Regions from separate parts of the Homo sapiens genome. Here region 1 is linked to region 2. Evidence: read pairs that join two places in POLR2A ChIA-PET (ENCODE). Cell type or tissue: Caco-2. All regions are shown on one strand. Each heading gives the region's core, and the rest is flanking DNA. Links, peaks and the distances in the headings are about the cores only.

What was found. Peaks named below come from ENCODE experiments on the same cell type or tissue, not always from the same donor. Only the 100,000 strongest peaks of a DNase experiment are listed, where the experiment ranks them.
Region 1: POLR2A ChIA-PET joins it to region 2 with 10 read pairs; 2 of 35 experiments call an interaction of 5 or more read pairs at or near these places.

What each region holds. Positions count from the first base shown.
Region 1 is chr20:36,106,520-36,116,123 of GRCh38, forward strand. It overlaps a transcript of EPB41L1 not described here. Among named protein-coding and RNA genes, the nearest start is that of EPB41L1, 43 kb to the right of the region's middle. RefSeq lists an enhancer at 6,258-6,757. In Caco-2, for the core only: no CTCF peak of the experiment used is centred there; DNase peaks (open chromatin) are centred at 3,915 and 5,795.
Region 2 is chr20:35,975,512-35,985,967 of GRCh38, forward strand. CNBD2 (cyclic nucleotide binding domain containing 2) reads left to right here. Exons shown (of 12, transcript NM_001365709.1): 3 at 438-491; 4 at 4,948-5,111; 5 at 8,471-8,627; 6 at 9,116-9,267. Among named protein-coding and RNA genes, the nearest start is that of CNBD2, 12 kb to the left of the region's middle. In Caco-2, for the core only: no CTCF peak of the experiment used is centred there; no DNase peak of the experiment used is centred there.

The sequences.
Region 1 (9,604 bases), core at 3-8,002, 130 kb after region 2:
TTGAGGGGTCAGTGAAGGACACTGGGTACTCAGATCCCATTGTCACCATCACTGTGTGGGCACCAGAGGTAAATATTAATTTTAGGTTCAGTAGGGTTTTGTTGAATGAGTAGATACCATTCTATTCAGAGGTAAGCTCACAGAGGTAAGTCAACTTTACCTTCGAGGCTTAGCTCTGGGCTAGGGCCAAGGAGGTCATCAGCCCAGGCCCTCAAGGACTTGACTGCAGAGCTGCAGCTGCCCTATACAGCAGCCATTAGTCACATGTGGCTAGTGGACATGTAAAATGTGGCTAGTGCCACCAAGGAACTGACCTTTTGAACTCTGTCGCCCAGGCTGGAGTGCAGTGGCACAATCATTGCAACGTCTGCCTCCCAGGCTCAAGCGATTCTCCTTCCTCAGCCTCTGGAATAGTTGGGATTACAGGCATGCCCCACCATGCTTGGCTAATTTTTTGTATTTTTAGTAGAGATGGGGTTTCGCCATGTTGTCTGGGCTGGTCTCAAACTCCTGAGCTCAGGCAAAGTAATCCCAAAGGATTTCAGGCATGAGCCACCAAGCCCAGCCAAATTTTAAATTTTATTTAATATTTAATTTTATTTGATTTTAACTAATTTAACATTTTAAAAGAATGCTCCCTTCATTTATTGACAAACTATGCGTGTTTGGAAACTTAGATTTGAGAATATACCTTTTTTTTTTTTTTTTTTTTTGAGAAGGACTCTCGCTTTCGCTCTGTTGCCCAGGCTGGAGTGCAATGGCATGATCTCAGCTCACTGCAACCTCCGTCTCCCGGCTTCGAGCAATTCTCCTGCCTCAGCCTCCTGAGTAGCTGGGATTACAGATGCACACCACCATACCCGGCTAATTTTTGTATTTTTAGTAGAGATGGGGTTTCATCATATTGGTCAGGCTAGTCTTGAACTCCTGACCTCATGATCCACCTGCCTTGGCCTCCCAAAGTGCTGGGATTACAGGTGTGAGCCACCGTGCCCGGCTTTTTTTTTTTTTTTTTAAATCATAAAGGCGGCTGGGCATGGTGCCTCATGCCTGTAATCCCAGCCCTTTGGGAGGCCGAGGTGGGCAGATCACTTGACGTCAGGAGTTCGAGACCAGCCTGGCCAGCATGTGAAACCCCCGTCTCTACTAAAAATACAAAAATTAGCCAGGCGTGGTGCACGTGCCTGTAATTCCAGCTACTCAGGAGGCTGAGGCAGGAGAATTGCTGGAACCTGGGAGGTGGAGATTGCAGTGAGCTGAGATCACACCACTGCACTCTAGCCTGGGCGACAGAGTGAGACTCCATCTTAAAAAAAAAAAAATTGTAAAGGCAAGGAGAAGCTAAATATCTTATGAATATTTAGCATCTGAATCAAGATGTGTTGTAAGTATAAAATACACACTGGATTTAGAAGAGGATGTATTAAAAAATGTAAAATATCTCTATAGTCTTTTTAATTTTAGTTTTAATTTTTTTTTTTAGAGGCAGGTTCTCACTCTGTTGCACAGGCTGGAGTGAGTGGCATGATCATAGCTCACTGCAACCCTTGAACTCCTGGACTTAAGAGATCCTCCCACCTCAGCTAGTAGCTGGGACTTTAGGAATGTGTCACCTCACCCAGCTAAATTTTTTTATTTTTTGTAGAGACAAGGTCTTGCTATGTTGGCCAGGCTGGTCTTGAACTCCTGGTTTCAAGAGGTCCTTCCACCTCAGCCTCCCAAAGTGTGGGGATTACAGGCATGAACCACCGTGCTGGGCCTATAGTATTTTTTACATTGATTACATGTTGAGATAGATATATTGGGTTAAATGAATATATTATGAAAATTAATTTCCCTCATTCCTTTGTGCTTTTTAAAATGTAGGTACTAAGGCCAGGCACGATGGCTCACACCTGTAATCCCAGCACTTTGGGAGGCTGAGGCAGGCGGATCGCTTGAGACCAGGAGTTCGAGACCAGCCTGGGCAACATGGGGAAACCTGTCTCTACTGAAAATGCAAAAATTAGCCAAGCATGGAGGTGCGCACCTGTAACCCCAGCTATTTGGGAAGCTGAGGCATGAGAATTGCTTGAACCTGGGAGGCAGAGGCTGCAGTGAGCCAAGATCGTGCCACTGCACTCCAGCCTGGGTGAGAGAACGAGACTCTGACTCAAAAAATAAAATAAAATAAAATGTAGCTACTATACACTTTTAAATTACATATGTGGCTCGCATTGTATTTCTATTTGACAACACTATTGTAGACAGAGTTGAGTTGGGCACATTTGATTAATAACAGAAGACTACATAAAGACTAGTTATTTGGGGAAGGTTGGGAGGTCAATGAAGGACAGATATTCCCCACCTCACCCCAGCCCGGGCCTTGCCCCTTGGTGGAATGTTACCCTGGACAGCCCCATAGCCTTGAGGATGAGTTCAGGGCTTCTTTTTTTTTTTTTTGAGATGGAGTCTCGCTCTGTTGCCCAGACTGGAGTGCAGTGGTGCGATCTTGGCTCACTGCAAGCTCCGCCTCCTGGATTCACACCACTCTCTCACCTCAGCCTCCCGAATAGCTGGGACTACAGGCGCCTGCCACCACGCCCGGCTAATTTTTTTTTTGTATTTTTAGTAGAGACGGGGTTTCACCGTGTTAGCCAGGATGGTCTCAATCTCCTGACGTCATGATCCGCCTGCCTCGGCCTCCCAAAGTGCTGGGATTACAGGTGTGAGCCACTGCACCCGGCCGAGTTCAGGGCTTCTGATGGCAAATGAAAAACCTTGGTCTGGGTCCTCATCCTGGCCACGCCCTTCACTTGCTCTGTGTGTGACCTTGGGCAATTCTCTTTGCTGAACTTGAGCCTTTCATCTGCAAACTGAGACTAATGGTGGTTGAGGGGATGGCCTGAGAAATAATCCAAGTGAGTATTTAGCACAGTGCCTGGCATGCCTAAGCAGTCAAGTATTTGCTGTGTGGTGATTGCTACTACTGTTAGTGCGGGGGCTGTTGCCACGACAGTACTGTTGCATCCAGCAGCTCATATTCAGTTATTCCATGTGCCTCAAGGGGACATTGGCCAGAGGGGAAGAAGTTAAAATAGCTTGAGGGTGGGAGTTGGGATGGGGATTTGGGGCTGCTTTGTATGATACCTCAAGAGATTGCTTGGTTTTCAGGTAGCTCCTTGGATATTCCTTTCTGCAAGTGATCAGGCAAAGATAAATTCCATTTTACAGATGAGGAAGCTGAGGCCTGTGAAGGGAAAGTGACCTGGCTACACAGCCGGAACCTGAATGCAGGACATTCTGCCCCTGTCGTGGTGGTATTGGAGCCAGCTAATGCCACCATTCGAGGTTGCAGGAGCAGCACCTGACCAGAAATCCAGAGCTTGTAAGCAATGGTTATTATTAGTCTTCTATAACTGGAAAGGATCTTGACATTGTTTTTTTTTTTTTTTTTCTTGAGACGGAGTTTCGCTCTTGTTGCCCAGCCTGGAGTGCAATGGCGCAATCTCGGCTCACCGCGACCTCTGCCTCCTGGGTTCAAGCGATTCTCCTGCCTTAGCCTCCCTAGTAGCTGGGATTACAGACATATGCCACCATGCCTGGCTAATTTTATATTTTTAGTAGAGACGGGGTTTCTCCATGTTGGTCAGGCTGGTCTCGAACTCCCCACCTCAGGTGATCCGCCCGCCTCGGCCTCCCAAAGTGCTGGGATTACAGGCATAAGCCACCATGCCCGGCCTTGACATTGTTTAGTACAACGGTCTCATTCTGAAGTCGAAGAAACAGAGATGAGAGAGACAGAGCAAGAGGGAGAAAGAGAGAGAGAACTGCTGATCACATAGCAAGTTGGTGGCCAAGCTGGAGCTGATTCTGTTTGCTTAGATCCAGGCTTCAGCTCAGCCCCAGCAGGATGGATGGCCCTGCTTGTCAGTGCCCTTCTCTCCTGCCCAGTCCCCAGAGAGGGCTTCTGAGAAAGAGGCTTTTGTTTCATCAGCTCCTCCTGGTTTCCTCTCAAGGTAGCTACACACATGTGCACACACACACACACTCACACCCATTGGCCCCAGTTTGCATTTGTTACACACACACACTCTCACATCCCATTGGCCTCAGTTTGCTTTACACACACACACACACACACACACACACACACACACACACCATTGGCCTCAATTTGCATTTGTCCCTATTCCAGGTTTAAAGGACCCTGAAATTTGAAGACTATCCACACATATCTACTTTCTGGATATCCACGGAGAGACCATGGGCTTTTTCATCAAGGAGGCCTGAGTTCAAATCCTTCTTCTATGTCTGATTCTCTCTGTGACCTTGGGCAAGTCACTTGTTCTTTTTTGACCTCAACTTCCTCATTTGAAAAGCAGGAACGGGAATGGTATGTGTACAACCTAGTGGTTTAGCTGGGCTCCAGACCCCAGCCGCAGTGTAGGGGTCTCAGCTCTGCCACTTATTCACTGCCTGGTCTTCAGTGAGTCATTTCATCCTTCTAGGTCTCAGTTTCCCCATCTTTGAATGGTGCTGCTACCTTTTGGACAGTTGTGATAAGGCACCTTGCTGAGCTGTTCACAGGCATCATCTCATTTAGTCCCCCCATTAGCCCTGGGAGCAGACACTTTTACTCCTATTTTCCAAATGAGGAAGTAAAGTGACTTGCCCTGGGCCACATAAGTAGTAAGTGTTAGAACCAGAATTCAAACAGGTCTGAGTTACTCCAGAGCCTAAGCTCATAAACCACTGTGTGTTCTTCCTGTTCACCTGAGTTTCACATTTTACATGAAGTAGGAACACCTCATCCCACCTGGAGACTGACTGTTCTGAGTGTGTGAGTCCAGGGTGCCTGTAGCTTCTCCCTCCAAGTCTCCTGCCCCATTGCATACTAAGCCTGACCTGTGGTTGGAGCTCAAAGAAGATTGAGAAAAGTACTTACATACTTTGAGTGAATTACACCAGAACAGGATGTGAATGCTAAAAAGACCCCGAGGGAGGCCGGGCATGGTGGCTCATGCCTGTAATCCTAGCACTTTGGGAGGCCGAGGTGGGTGGATCACTTGAGGTCAGGAGTTTGAAACCAGCTTGGCCAACATGGTAAAACCTCGTCTCTACTAAAAATACAAAAAATTAGCCGGGCGTTGTGGCGCACGCCTGTAATCCCAGCTACTTGGGAGACTGAGATAGGAGAATCGTTTGAACCTGGGATGCGGAGGTTGCAGTGAGCAGAGATCGCACCATTGCACTCCAGCCTGGGCGACAGAGCGAGACTCTGTCTCAAAAAAAAAAAAAAAAAAGAGAAAAGAAAAGACTCCGAGGGATCACTGATTCCAACCATATTTATTTCACAGATGGGGACACTGAAGCAAGGAAAGGCCAAGTGGACAGCAGGGGGTATAACCATGGCACCTGAGGAGGCATCTGGAGGTTGGGGCCCCTGCTCTCCCTTCTCCCCATACATCTAGTCCACCAGCAAGTTCTGGGGATACCACCTTTTAAATACCTCTTGAGTCTGTCCACCTCTTTCTGTCTCTTCTGCAACCACCCTAGCTTAGGCCCTCATCATATCTCCGCTGGATAATCACAACAACCTCCTAACTGATGTTCCTGCAGCTTCCCCTGCCCCTCTTCCATCCTCTACCCTGTAAGCCAGTGGTTTCTCTTTGCTCTTACAATAAAGAGCGAATCTTCTCCTTGGCCTCCAAGGTCCTTCGCTGCCTGGCCCCTGCTGCCGCTTCAGGTGCATATTTGTTACTTTCTATTTTGCTTTCCGCCTTGTCACAAGGCCTTTTTGTTTAACAGGTTCAGCAACTTCCCTAAGGTGCCTCAGAGAGTCAAATGCCAGCCTCTCAATTTCCAGCACATGCTGGGCTCATGAACTCCTGTTCTGAGGAGCTAACGCTGTTTCCTCCCTCTAGGTGCCTGACTGACAGAAGTTCTTGCCCCCGGGGAGCTGGTGTGGACAGAGGAGGGGTGAGTGTTCTGGAGGCACAGACTTATTCTCCTTCTGCTGAGGTTGGACGAAGAGGTCTTCCAGGCCCTCGGCCTCTCGATTTTTGACATATTTGACTGCTGGGGAAGTGTGAGGCTTTGTCTACGCCACCTGTTTCTGGTGGCGCTGAAAACGGGGGCCATGCTGGGGACCCTCCCTGGTTTTGGCTTGTTTTGGGTTAGGGGCTGAAATGCATATTCATCAAGCTCTGTATTCAAAAACAGGCTTTGCCTCTATTGCTCATCCATGCCACCGTGGCTGGTGAAGGACGGTGCTGGGCCTGGAAGCTGCCCCGTGGCCCTTGCCTGCCTTTGCTTCACCACTCCTAGGTCGTAGACTAGATTCAGGAGAGAGTGCTTTCATCCTGGCCCTGCCCGTTGACTACTACATGACCTTCCTTTCTACTGGCCTCAGGGTCACATCAACATTGGTGGATCAGGGGATGGGGGAAAGTAGGGTCAGACTAAATGACTTGTTTTCAAACTTTCCAGCAGGGAACTCTCCTTTTTCCATTGCACCCCAAAGAATCTCAATGTACAAAACAGCTAAAGGGGTTGCAGTGTGGGTTGGAGTTGGCGTGGGGCTGGCCAATTCCTCAGCCCCCAGACAATGCAACTGACCTTTTCTTGGCTTTATGGAAGACACTTTGGAAACCACTGGCCCGGGGCGTGTCAAAGCTTCTTCCCAACTTGGAGGTGCTGTGATTCTGGCAGGGCGAGGGAGTAGAGAGGGAACTCAGCCAATGGAGTTACATTGATTGGGAAATTTCGAAGTAACATGCAAATGTCACTGTGATGTTATTAGTAAGGCACAATTGCCAGGGCTGTGATGTTGTCATTCTGGAGTCCTCTGGTTTTTAATTTTGGTTCAATGTGAAGTATCTTTGTACCCCTAGGGAAACTTTCCATTTGTGTGTGTGTGTGTGTGTGTGTGTGTGTGTGTGTGTGTGTGTGTGTACACATGTGTGTGCACCTGTAGGGAGCGGGAACTATGGGGAATGAAGTGTGGCTGAGCCAGGCTGGGACAGGTAGAATGAATGGTGGGCAGAGCTGGGAGCATGTTGCTCCTGGGGGTGGTGGGGGTAGGGGGTGGCTTTAGCTCGGTTAAAAGGAGCGATTTGGCTCCTTCCTACAGGGGCCCCATGGAGATCTCTGGGCAGGAAGCATCGGGAACAAGGAATCCTCTGTCCACAGCCACAGCACAGCCGGACAGAGGAGGTGGATTAGGAGTTCCCGGGAGGGAGCCTGCTCAGCCTTTCCCTGACATTTGGGCAAATGTGTGGGGAGATGCGGAGCTCAAGGTATGTGCGCATAGGGAAGGTGGGGCTCCGTTAAGGGGAGGTTGAGATCGGCTCATACATTTATTCCACACGTTCCTCAAGCTTCCTGAAGCCTTTCAAGGAGCCAAGCTCAGAAGCAGACAATTCTGTAGGAGTCAGAGCCAAGAAAGATGAGACTCTAGGTATTAACCACCATCAGTTTACTGAAGGAGACAGGAAATGTGAGAGATAATAGACTTTCACAGGCAGCTGGGTGCAGTCGGAGCTAGTTGGCCGTGTGTCTAGAGCCCCACATTCAAGTTCTTGCTCTACAGTAATGGTCTCATGACTTCCCCTTTCTGAACCCTCATTTCTCCTTCTGTAGAATGCAGATGAACACATCCGCCCTAGCTACTTCTCAGTGCTTTTCTAAGTGTCAATTAGAATAGAGTTTTTCAAATCTCTTTGGGCAACAGAAACCCATATTGTAAGCATTTGTAGCAGAACTTGTCTGGTTCTGGGGCAGTTTACCCAGAATTTTGCCCTCCTCGTGGCTTAGTTTCCTGGGTGCTTTTGGAGATACCTCTGCAAATTCCCAGGGCTCTAGGAAGCAGGGTCTAAAGACCACTGGGTCAGGGTATTCTTGAGAACATGCTTTGAAAACTGCCCACTGCAACCCAGGTGATAGGGGTGGTGCCACATACACAAGAGTAGTTATAATACTGGCTTCTGCTTGGCCCTGCCCATGGACAGCACTGACCTTATCTTAGTTAGGGTCTATACAATTGGGCATGGCTTTTTTCCAGAAACCAGTGACAAAAACTTAACTCAAAGTGGCTTTAAACCAAAAAATGACTTTAGTGGATCCTGGGGCAGTTCATGGGACTGAAGAATGAAGAATCAGGTTGACTCTCTCTCTGCCATCACTGCCTGTCTCTCCCTTTTAAGCTGTCCTGTGTCCCAGCTTAGCAATCCAAACAGAAAAGGGAGACTCTTTTTCTTCTAGAATCTGTATGTCAATCCAAGGGAAGGACTCTGAGTGGTTCAATCACTGTTGCTGGGAGGATAGGAATATTCTGAGTGGCCAGGTGTGGGTCAGGTGCCTACCTATGTAGCTAACGTAGGGGCAGAGCTAGCACCAGACACCGGGGGAGTAGAAGGCTGTTGGCAGACCACGAGAACATGCTAGGATATTAGTGGAGCTCTAGGTTGTAACAGCTCATAGGCCTGCAGGGGGCTGTAACTCCCCTCTTCAGTTATAGTAATGCAAATGCCAACAATAATAACAATAGCTAATGTGCATTGAATTACTCTCCCTGTACCAGGCATGTTCTATTGTTTTATGTGTATTCTTTCATTTAACTGTCATGACAGTCTTTGGGTAGGTCCTATTATTACTATTATTTCCCCATATTATCGATGAGGAAACTGAGGCCCTGTTAAGTTAAGGCCACACTTTGAGTAAGTAAGGGAGCTGGGTTTCAAGCCCAAGGTGTCTGGCTTCAGAGACCATGCTCTGACTATTGCATCTCCAGCCTCTGTTTGGTAGGCCAAGTGGCCATCTTGCCTTTGCTTGTATGCACGGAGCTCACGACTTACAGAGGCAGCCCAGTTCCAGGTTGCACTGCTCTGCCTGTTGGAAAGGGCTTCCCTATGCAGTGCACATGTCTACCTCCATACAAATCCATCCAGCCAGCATATGGCTGTGTGTTAGGTGTTTCAGGAGATGTCAAGACAAATCATCCATAAACCTGCCTGAAAGGTCATCATCACAATAAGTCACATTACTTACATTGTGCCAGGCTCCATGCTGAACTCTTTATGTGCATTATCTCATTTAATTGCAGCAACAGTCCAGGTGCTGTGGCTCACACCTGTAATCCCAGCACTTTGGGAGGCCGAGGCAGGTGGATCAATTGAGGTCGGGAGTTTGAGACTAGTCTGACCAACATGGTGAAACCCCGTCTCTACTAAAAATACAAAAATTAGCCAGGCGTGGTGGAGCATGCCTGTAATCCCAGCCACTCAGGAGGCTGAGACAGGAGAATTGCTTGAACTCGGGAGGTGGAGGTTGCAGTGAGTCGCAATCGTATGACTGCATTCCAGCCTGGGTGACAGAATAAGACTGTCTCAAAAATATAATAATAATAATAGTTGCAACAACAACTCCAGAGAGTAGGTTCTGTTATTGTCCCCATTTTCCAGGGGAAACTGAGGCTCAGAGGGAATAAGTGACTAAGAAACTGCAAAGCTGTTATTTGAGTTCAGGTCTGCCTAGCTCCAGAGCCTGTACTACAACCCAGTGCAGTCAGCTATGTCCCCTAGAGGGGAATACATGTGTGCAGATGTGATTGTGACACAGTCAG
Region 2 (10,456 bases), core at 19-8,018:
GGATGGTCTCGATCTCCTGACCTCGTGATCCGCCCACCTTGGCCTCCCAAAGTGCTGGGATTACAGGCGTGAGCCACCGCGCCCAGCCTGTTCCTTTCTTTTTATTCTTCCTTTTCTTCCTCCTCTATGCTTGTTTGTTTGCTGCTTTTCCCCCTTCCTTTTCTCTCTCCTTTCCTGTTTCCTCCTTATCCTCCTTTCCTTCTCCCCACCCCCATATTTCTCTGCCTTCACAATAATATGCTGTAAATGCTGGACCCAAGCCTAGTGCTGAGTTGGGGCCTTCGAGCAGAGGCAGGCCTGAAAGGGCCGGCTGCTATGAGGTTTCCCATGGCTTCCTGCCCACCATGGTGGTCCAGGTAGACAGGAGGGCTCTAGATGCAAAGTTCTAGGGGCAGTCTTGCTGATTCTCCCTCTTCTCCCTGCCCTCTTTCTTTCAGAAAAAGATGCAAAGCCGAGTCACATTTGATACCATGGACTTCATTGCAGAGGAGGTATGCATAGCTCGAAACTTGCTGTGGGGGAATTTTCTTTCTGCACCCTGGCTTGGAAGAAACCCTGGCTGGGTATCAGCAGAGCTGGTTTCAGTCTAGGCTCTGCCACCAACTCAGCTTGTCACCCTGGGTTGGCCACTTCGTTTCCTCATCAATAAAATAGCTGATCTCAGTGATTCCTTCCAGCCCTGGAGCTCCAAGACTGTGAGCATGTAGGAACCAGCTGTCACTGCACAGTTGAGCAGAACCAATGGGAGAGAGTTCCTGGGCTTGGACCCGTGGGAAAACAGCAGGAAAAGATAAAGCAGAGGATGTGAGAGTCCCAGAGAGAGGAAGAATTCAGGTGGTGGGAAAGGGCTGACCTGTGTGAATTCTGGTTCTACCCTGAATTCTCTGAGAGATGCTGGGCACACCTCTCACACCTGGGTGTCAGATACCCTTAAAGAGTCTTATTCAGGTGCAGCGCAGCTGTTGACACTCGGAAGGCTGAGGTGGGAGGATCACTTGAGGCCAGGAGTTCAAGACTGCAGTGAGCTATGGTCGTATCACTGCATTCCAGTCTGGGTGATAGAGCGAGGCCCCCTCTCTAAAAAAGAGTCCTCTCATTTTGATGAGAGAATGCTTTTATATCCATGGGAGCTTTGGACTGTGTGACTTGTTCCCTGAATTTCAATCTCATCATTGTTATCTTCTTGGCTTCTCTCCATGATATCCTGGATATTAAATATTAAAATCCAATTTAAAATTTAAAAGAGTCTACCTATTTATAGGGAACATCTGAAATTCTCACCAATGCAGACCTGACTTGATCCTGGCTTGGAGTAGCCACGTTGTTGTTTTTTTCCTCAGTGGAAGGGGAAAGAAAAGAACTTTATAATGGGTATCAGGGCCACCTGTGCCCATCTCCTGCCCCACCCCTTTCTCTTCTTGGAGCCCAGGTATGGCTTCTGTTGCTTGCCTCTCCTGGGCACAGCCTTATTTTTCGTGCCCCCTCGTGTATGAAGCATACTCAGTTAAGTCATTCAAGCTCTGTGACTCTTCAGCTCTTCAGGCTGGCTAGTGTGTGACACTGAGCACTGAAGCTTAATCAGGCTCTTTCCTTCAGGCAGGAGAAACTAGGGGCCTATCTGAGAGCCACAGAACTCTAGATATGAGGGCAATTCTGTGCACCGCAGTAGAGGGCGGGAAGAGGGCACAAAGGGAAAATTCTTTGTTATGGGCAAGGCCTATAGGTGGTCCTCAAATGAATCATGCCTGACTCTGGTTCCAACACAGGGAAGAGTAGAGAGCCAATTTATCCTCCCGTCTCAGCCTTCTGAGTAGCTGGCATTACAGGTGTGCGCTGCTGAGCCCAGCTGGAGGCTCATTTTAAAAACCAGCCCTTTGGCCAGATGTGCTAGCTCACGCTTGTAATCTCAGCACTTTGGGAGGCCGAGGCAGGAAGATTACCTGAGCTCAGGAGTTTTAGACCAGTCTGAGCAACATGTGAGACCCTGTCTCTACTAAAAATTAAAAAATAAAAATAATTAGCTAGGCACGGTGGCTCACACCTGTGATCCCAGAATTTTGGGAGGCTGAGGTGCGAGGATTGCTGGAGCCTGGGAAATCGAGGTCGCAGTGAGCTATGACTGTGCCACTGCACTGCAGTCTGGGTGACAGAGTGAGACCCTGTCCCCCTGCCCCCAACCCATCCCAAAAAAGCAAGCCCAGCCCTCTGAGTGATGCTAATGAGTATAGGGTTTCTTTGGGGTGATGAAAAGCTTCCAAAACAGTGTGGTGATTGTTGTACAACTCTGTGAATACACTAAAAAACACTGAATTGTACACTTTAAATGGTGATTTCCAGGGCATGTGAATTATATCTAAGTAAAAATGACATATAATATATAGTACACACACATGTATAGTTATATAACCTGCCCCTCAGCACAGCATTTGGATTCTGATGGACAACTAAGCCTCAGTATAGTCCATATTGGGCTTCTAATAACGCTAAACTTCTCACAGACAACCCTTAGTATTAGAGAGGCTTAGAATCATAGACTCAATTATTGCAGCAACTGTCAGACAGTGGAAACAATGGATACATTTACAAAACATTGTTTAGAAAAACACTGAGTGAAGAAAAGCAAATTGTGCAAGTGATGTCTACAGTCTTGACATTTATGTAAATTTTTTATTTTTAGTTTTTGAGACAGAGTCTTGCTGTGTCATCCAGGCTGAAGTGCAGTGATGCAATCACAGCTCACTGCAACCTCAACCTCCTTGGGCTCAAGCGGTCCTCCCATTTTAGTGCCCCCCAGTAGCTAGGACTGCAAGTGTGTGCCACTACGCCTGGCTAATTTTTTTTTTTTTTTTTTGAGACGGAGTCGAGCTCTGTCTCCCAGGCTGGTGTGTAGTGGAGCGATCTGGGCTCACTACAAGCTCTGCCTCCCGGGTTCACGCCATTCTCTTGCCTCAGCCTCCTGAGTAGCTGGAACTAAAGGCGCCTGCCACCACGCCCTGCTAATTTTTTGTATTTTTAGTAGAGACGGGGTTTCACCGTGTTAGCCAGGGTAGTCTTGATCTCCTGACCTCGTGATCCGTCCGCCTTGGCCTCCCAAAGTGCTGGGATTATAGGCAAGAGCCACCGTGCCCGGCCCAATGCCCAGCTAATTCTTAAATTTTTTGTAGAGATGAGGGTCTTGCCATATTGCCCAGGCTGGTTTCGAACTCCTGGGCTCAAGTGATCCTCCTGCCTTGGCCTCCCAAAGCACTGGGATTACAGGCATGAGCCACTATGCCCAGCAGTAAATTTTAAAATACAAAATAGTCTTATATATTCTGTGGGTACATATATATGCATACATAAAAGTGGTAAACTCAGATGGTGGGGAGCAGATCTGGATTGGGGTGGTGTATACATATAAGAGGATTTTAACTATCTGTGTTGTTCTGATTTCTAATGGAAAATATGTGTTATTTCTAAAAATTTTACTTACACCTAAGAAAAATAGAGGAAGTTATTATGCCAGATGTTAATGGCTAATTTTGGGTAGTGGGATTATGGTCAGTCATTCTTTCTTGATCCTTCATGTCCTCTGGAGGAACACAGTAGGGGTGTGGCTGGCCTGCAGTGAGTGAAGGGAAAATGGTGAGAAATGGTGTTTGAGAAGCAGACGGGCCAAGTCTCCTATGCCCTATTTGAAGTGTATTCCCTTTTCCCCATCCCAGACATTTTTTGAGCTCCTAAGGTAGGCCTAGATCTGTGTGTGGTTGTGAGGAATATTAGGCTGTGTAACATCCCCAGCCTGCCATTGAGGAGCTAACTAGGAGTTATGATGAGACTTAACTAGTAAGTTACCCACTTTCATGATAATTACATTAATCCATTCACTAAGGCAGAGCCCTTGTAACCTAATTACCTCTTAAAGGTCTCAGTTTTACAAATTTTTTTGTAGAAACAAGGTCTTGCTATGTTGCCTAGGCTGGTCTCAAACTCCTGGCCTCAAGTGATCCCCCTGCCTTGGCCTCCCAAAGTGTTGGGATTATAGGCATGAGCCACTGTGCCCAGCGTCCACTTCTTAATAGTGTCAGAATGGCAATTATATTTTGACACAAGTTTTGGAGGGGACGTTCACCCTATAGCAAGAGCCTACTGGGGAAGGGGCTACTCTTTCAGCTAAGACGACCCAGTGGGGACTCACTGAGGGTGTGGCAGCATCTGAGCTGAGACCAGAATGATGAGTCAGCCATGTCCACGAGAAAACCCAGGGGACAAATATTCCAGGCAGAAAAAAACAGCCCAGGCAGAGACCTCAAGACAGAGCCGAGCTTAGCACATGCCAGGGACAGGTAGAAAGTTCCAGAGTAGAGAACAAAGGGGAGAGGTAGGAGATGAGGCTGGAGAGAAGCCATTGAGGGTGTTCACAACTCACAGTGTCACTTCTTCAGCAGGTGGGAGTGGTAGGTGAACGTGCTGGTCCATGAGGCCTGGTTCACTGGAGAAGAAAAGCTTTAGCTAATAGTCTCTGGAAGGTTCACTTTGCTTGTTAGTCTCCTGTAGCACACTGAGCTCTAGGCTGAGACAGAGGCAAAGGTCTCCCCTGACTGCTATGTGTATGTGCTGAGCAGACTCTGCAGGACCACTGGAGCCCAGGGAAGCCTGTATTGCCTGGGAAGGTCAATGAACAACACAGGTCGGGGGGATGTCAGCGTTGATATGTGTCAGATCTCCTAATCCTGCCTGAGTTTCTTCATCTGTCAAATGGAATAACAGTTCTTGGGCTGGCAGGATGCAGTGAGATGGGCGTGTAAAATGTTTATCCCAGTGCCTGACACACAGTAAGCACTCATCACGTCAGCCACTGTGGTACAGGGAACGGGAGAGTGTACAAGCAGGACTGTGGGGTGTTGCCCGCTGGCCCATGGGTGAAATTGCTGGGTCCCCTGTATCACTCTGGTCCTCTCTCCCCAGGGTCACTTTCCTCCAAAGGCCATTCAGATCATGCAGAAGAAGCCTTCCTGGAGAACAGAGGATGAGATCCAGGCCGTCTGTAACATCTTGCAGGTTCTGGATAGCTATCGGAACTACGCAGAGCCCCTGCAGCTGCTCCTGGCCAAAGTCATGCGCTTTGAACGGTCAGTGAGGGGCACAGCCCTTGGCCACCAGGCTGAGGCTGGACTGAGCAAAAGAGCCTGGCTGAGAAGGTGTGGCAGGTCCTGCCCACCCCTCTGCATAATGTCAGCCATGAATGAAGTCTTCTGTCCATTCACTTCAGCTCCCACTGCTATGGTCGCAGCACCCTTTATCTCGCTCACTTATTGAGACTCTTAATTAAAGGGCCATTAAATCTGGAGAGGATCTAGTAGAAACCTCAGAGAGGATCTGGTCCAATTCCCTCATTTTTCAGATGAGGAAACTGAGGCTCTGTGGGGGAAAATGGCTCCTCCTAGGTCACCCAGACAAAAAGAAACAGCGCTGAAGCTCTTTTCAGTTACGCCCATCAGAGCTTGGGATGAATTCTTTCTGAAACAGCTTGGCTTTGCTTGAATTACCACTGAGGTCAGTGATGCTCTGATTGAGAGTTGAGAAAGGGTAGTTTCCCAAAGGAGAATCAGGGTGTGATTGGTGGAAAAATATGACCAGATGCTTGACAGCAAAAGCGACAGATGTCTGCTTTTGGAGATTCGGGTTCTAGCTCTGACTTGATTGTGGCTTGCCGTGACTTTCAGCAAGCTGTGGGTTCCTTGGGTCCCCCTTTCCCCTTCCCAAAAATGTTGGTTGAGCTTGATGGTCTCTGAGGGTCTTTCTGGCTCTAGCTCTAGTCATCTTTACTTCAGTGAACAGTGCCTGTGCTCCCTCATCTTCAAAATCTCATTTCCTAGCTGAATATTCCTGCTATCTCCCAGCTAGTCATTATCACCTGGGCCATCTCCTCTTTCTTTATTCTTTTTATTATTATTATTTTTTGAGATGGGTCTCGTCCTGTCAACCAGGCTGGAGTGCAGTGGTGTGATCACAGCTCACTGAAGCCTCTACCTCCTAGGTTCATATGAGCCTTCCACCTCGGCCTCCTTTGTAGCTGGGACAAGGGGTAGGCATCACCATTCCTGGCTAATTTTACTTTTTATTTTTTGTAGAGACATAGTCTCACTATGTTGCTCAGGGTGGTCTTGAACTCCTGAGCTCAAGTGATTCTTCCACCTCAGCCTCCCAAAATGCTGGGATTACAGACGTGTACCACCGTGCCTGGCTTGCCTCTTTCCTACATTGATAAAGATTCCAGGCTGATACTGGTTTGTAGCTCATGAAGCCCACAGCCACAATGGAGGCTGGGCAGTACTGACTCCAGCCTGGTGTGGTCCTCTGTCTGTCCTCTGATCCCTTCCCTCAGGAGTTTGCCACAGAATCACAAGGCCAGTGAGTACTCTCTAAGAGGTCAGAAGAGGAGATGCTGCTGGGGGCTGGGTCAGGGAAGGCTTCCTGGAGGAAGTAGGATCTGAGTTCCTGAAAGGATCTGAATAGTGGAGAAGACAGGGAAGGCCATTGCAGGCAGGGGAGCAACATGGACAAACTGATGGAACAAAGTGGGTATCATCTGCCCTGAGCAGGGTGTTGGTTCCCCTGCTGCTGGTCAAGCCAGCGAGTCAGGAAGGAGCAGAAGGTGGCAGTGTGGAGGGGGAGGAGGAAGAGGAGGAACTGCTGAGGGCAGGGCCATGAGCTCAGAGCTGGGGACAATGGCCCTGCTATCGGGGCACTTCCACAATGGCTGCTCATCAGTCCTGGCAGAGACTAAAGGGCAGACTTTTTTTTACCCATTGTCTCCTGGGTAAAATCCAAACTTAGCTGAGCTTTGGAGGCCCTTTATGGTGGGACCAGTCGAATTTCTCTCCCACCACTCCCCTGACTTGCCTTCTCCCATTTTCCTTTCCCGTGAAGTGCACATTACCTATGAAGTACACGTTATCCCTTGAATGTGCCGTGCTTTGGGCCACCTCTGCACCTTTGGTCATGGTGGTCCCTGTGCCTGGGACCCTCTTCCATCTCTTTGTCCACCTGGATGACTCACTTCAAGCACCATGCTAGAGCCTTGTCTGACCTTCCTAAGCTTGGATAAAGGCCCCTTCTCTGTGCTCCTCAAGTAGCCTGCACTGACATCTCTTAAAGCATTTTTAAACCTTATTTACATCCTGTATGTGACCATAATTTTGAAAACAAAGTCTGTGTTGTTCATTGTGCCCAATTTTTTTTTTTTTGAGACAGAGTCACCCAGGCCAGAGTGCAGTGGTATGATCATGGCTCACCATAGCCCTAAACTCCCAGGCTCAGGTGATCTTCCCACCTCAGCCTTACAGGCAGCTGGGACTACAGGTGTGCACCCCCACATTTGGCTAATCTTTGCATTTTTTGTAGAGATGAGGTTTCACCTTGTTGCCCACCCAGGAGTTCAAGACCAGCCTGGGCAACATAACAAGACTCCGACTCTCCAAATAATAGAACAATTAGCTGGATGTGGCAACTTCAGGTCTCAGCTCAAATATCCCTTCCTTATTGATAGTAATAGTAAGAATAGCTAACATGGGACTGGGCACAGTGGCTTACTCCTGTAATCCCAGCACTTTGCAAGGCCAAGGTGGGAGGATCCTTGAGCCCAGGAGTTCAAGACCAGCCTAGGCAACATAGTGAGACCCTGTCCCTATCTCAAACTCCTAGGCTCAAATGATCCTCCCACCTTGGCCTCCCAAAGTGCTGGGATTAACAGGCGTGTGCCACCACACCTGGCCTCACGGTACCTAACAGACACCACTGATATTTATTTAACTTATTGAATGAATGAAGGAAAAGAATAAATATCGAAAGAATTGAGATTTGGACTTGCATACGAAATACAGAAACTTCCCTCTGAGTTTAAGAACTCCTTGTTCGCTCTGGGCCTGGGCACCTCTACCCCAAGGGTGCCCAGTTGGGTAGTGGGCTGCTGGTAATTATGATAAGACCATTATCTGTGTCTCATTCTAGGCATACTCATCTGCATTTTACAGACAAGAGAAACCAAGGATCAGAGAGGGGATATCCATTGCTCAGTGTCACACAGCTAAGAGCAGAACCAGGATTTGGATCCTGGGCTAACGCTAAAGCCAGTCCTCCTAATCATTTAGTGACTCTACTAACCCATTCATTGCTTTCAGCATGTGTTCACTCATTTATTCCACTATGTTCAATGAACATTCACTGTGCCCAAGCACACGCAGCAGTGACCCAGACTGGCAAAGACTCTGCTCTCAGGAAGCTTCAGTTCAACCGAGGCAGGCAACGGGATAGGTGTTAGTGAAAGGCTCCAGCTTGACTGGCAGGGCTGGGCTGTCCTGAGGGCCCTTCTGGTCCAAGTCTGTGCTCTTATATCCCAAAGCAAAGAGCACAACCAGTCCAGAGCTCCTCTCAGCTTGGACCTGCCCCCATGTCACTACCCAATCAACTAGCAGTGGTCTTTTCCCAGGTTTGGTCGCAGGCGTGTGATCATCAAGAAGGGGCAGAAGGGCAACAGCTTTTATTTCATCTACCTGGGCACAGTTGCAATAACCAAGGACGAGGATGGCAGCAGTGCCTTCCTAGATCCCCACCCGAAATTGCTGCACAAGGGTAGCTGTTTTGGGGTAAGCCCAGGGGAAGGACCCAGTTTCCTGGGGTGGAGTGGGTGGAGGTGACAGGACTTCTGCTAGAACCTCTCAGCCAGGCCCAGTCCTGCCTAGTACTCTGTACAAGTCAGTGTCCCGTGTGGGCCCCTTACCTGTCAAATGCTAATTGAGTTGGACTAAGATCAGCCTCTTCATCTGTGATGTTTAAGAAGTATGTTCCTGATACAGCCCTTTAGAGATGAAGTGACTCCATAGTGAGGCCTCTCCAGCTTCCTCCCCTCTGGCCTGTTCAGGTCTGTTGCCTCTTTTTCCATAAGCAGCAGATTAAGAAGAAGGGGAGTGGGCCCCAGTGGGAGAATGTGCAGGAGAATAGAGGAGGCTAGGGAACACACAGTCTGGTGAGGAGAGAATTCAGGGGGAAGATGGAGGCACGGAAGATGTGTGTAAGGCTGAGGACAGGAAGTGGAGGTGGCCTCACACTTGCCCTTGCCCTGTCCACCCAACAGGAAATGGACGTTCTGCATGCTTCAGTGAGGAGGTCCACCATCGTCTGTATGGAAGAAACGGAGTTCCTGGTTGTTGACCGGGAGGACTTCTTTGCTAATAAGCTGGACCAGGAAGTTCAGAAGGATGCTCAGTATCGGTTTGAATTTTTTAGGTAACTCTGCCTTCATTCAACATTTTTTTCCCCTTGTGTGTTTATTAGCTGCCTGACTTTGTCTGTCCTAGGCCTGGTGGGAAACATACTGGTTGCTGTTCTCTCTGTCTGGGATGCTCTGAAGTCCCACCTCGTACCCACCTTCTCTCTCTGCAGACTCCTACTATCCCTTCGGGTCTCAGCTCAAATATCCCTTCTTTATTGAAAGTAATAGTAAGAATAGCTAACACGGGACTGGGCACAGTGGCTCACTCCTGTAATCCCAGCACTTTAGGAGGCCAAGGTGGGAGGATCCCTGAACCCAGGAGTTCAAGACCAGCCTGGACAACATAGTGAAATCCTGTCCCTACAAAATAAAAAATTAAAAAAAATTAGCTGGGTGTGGTGGCACATACCTATAGTTTCAGCTACTTGGGAGGCTGAGGTGGGAGGATCACTTGGGCCCAGGAGTTCGAGGCTGTGGTGAGTTGTGATCGCATCACTGCACTCCAGCCTGGGCAACAGAGTGTGGTCCTAGTAGCTAGGACTGTAGGTGTGCTGCCACATCCAGCTAATTGTTCTATTATTTGTAGAGATGGAATCTTGTTATGTTGCCCAGGCTGGTCTTGAACTCCTGGTCTCAAGTGATCCTGCCACTTTGGCCTCCTAAAGTGCTGGGATTACAGACATGAGCCCCCATGCTCAGCCCAAACTATAAAACTATAATTCCTTTTTTTTTTTTTTTTGAGAGAGGGTCTTGCTCTGTTGCCCAGGCTGGAGTGCAGTGGCATGATCTCATCTCACTGCAACCTCCGCCTCCTGGGTTCAAGCAATTCTCCTGCCTCAGCCTCCCACATAGCTGGAATTACAGTCATACACCATCACTCCCAGCTAACTTTTTTGTATTTTTAGTAGAGATGGGGTTTCACTATGTTGGCCAGGGTGGTGTTGAACTCCTGGCCTCAAGTGATCTGACTACCTTGGCCTCCCAAAGTGCTGGGATTACAGGCGTAAGCCACTGCGCCTGGCCCAAACTATAATTCTTGATTGCATGGTAATTTCTTTACAGTTTATATACCCCCTCAGACAGTAAGCAGTATGGTGACAGAGACCAGATAGATCTGTCTTTGTCACTACTATAATCCTTATGTTGTCACACTGCCAGACACATGCAGGTGCTCAACAAATAAATATTGAGTAAGGTGAATAA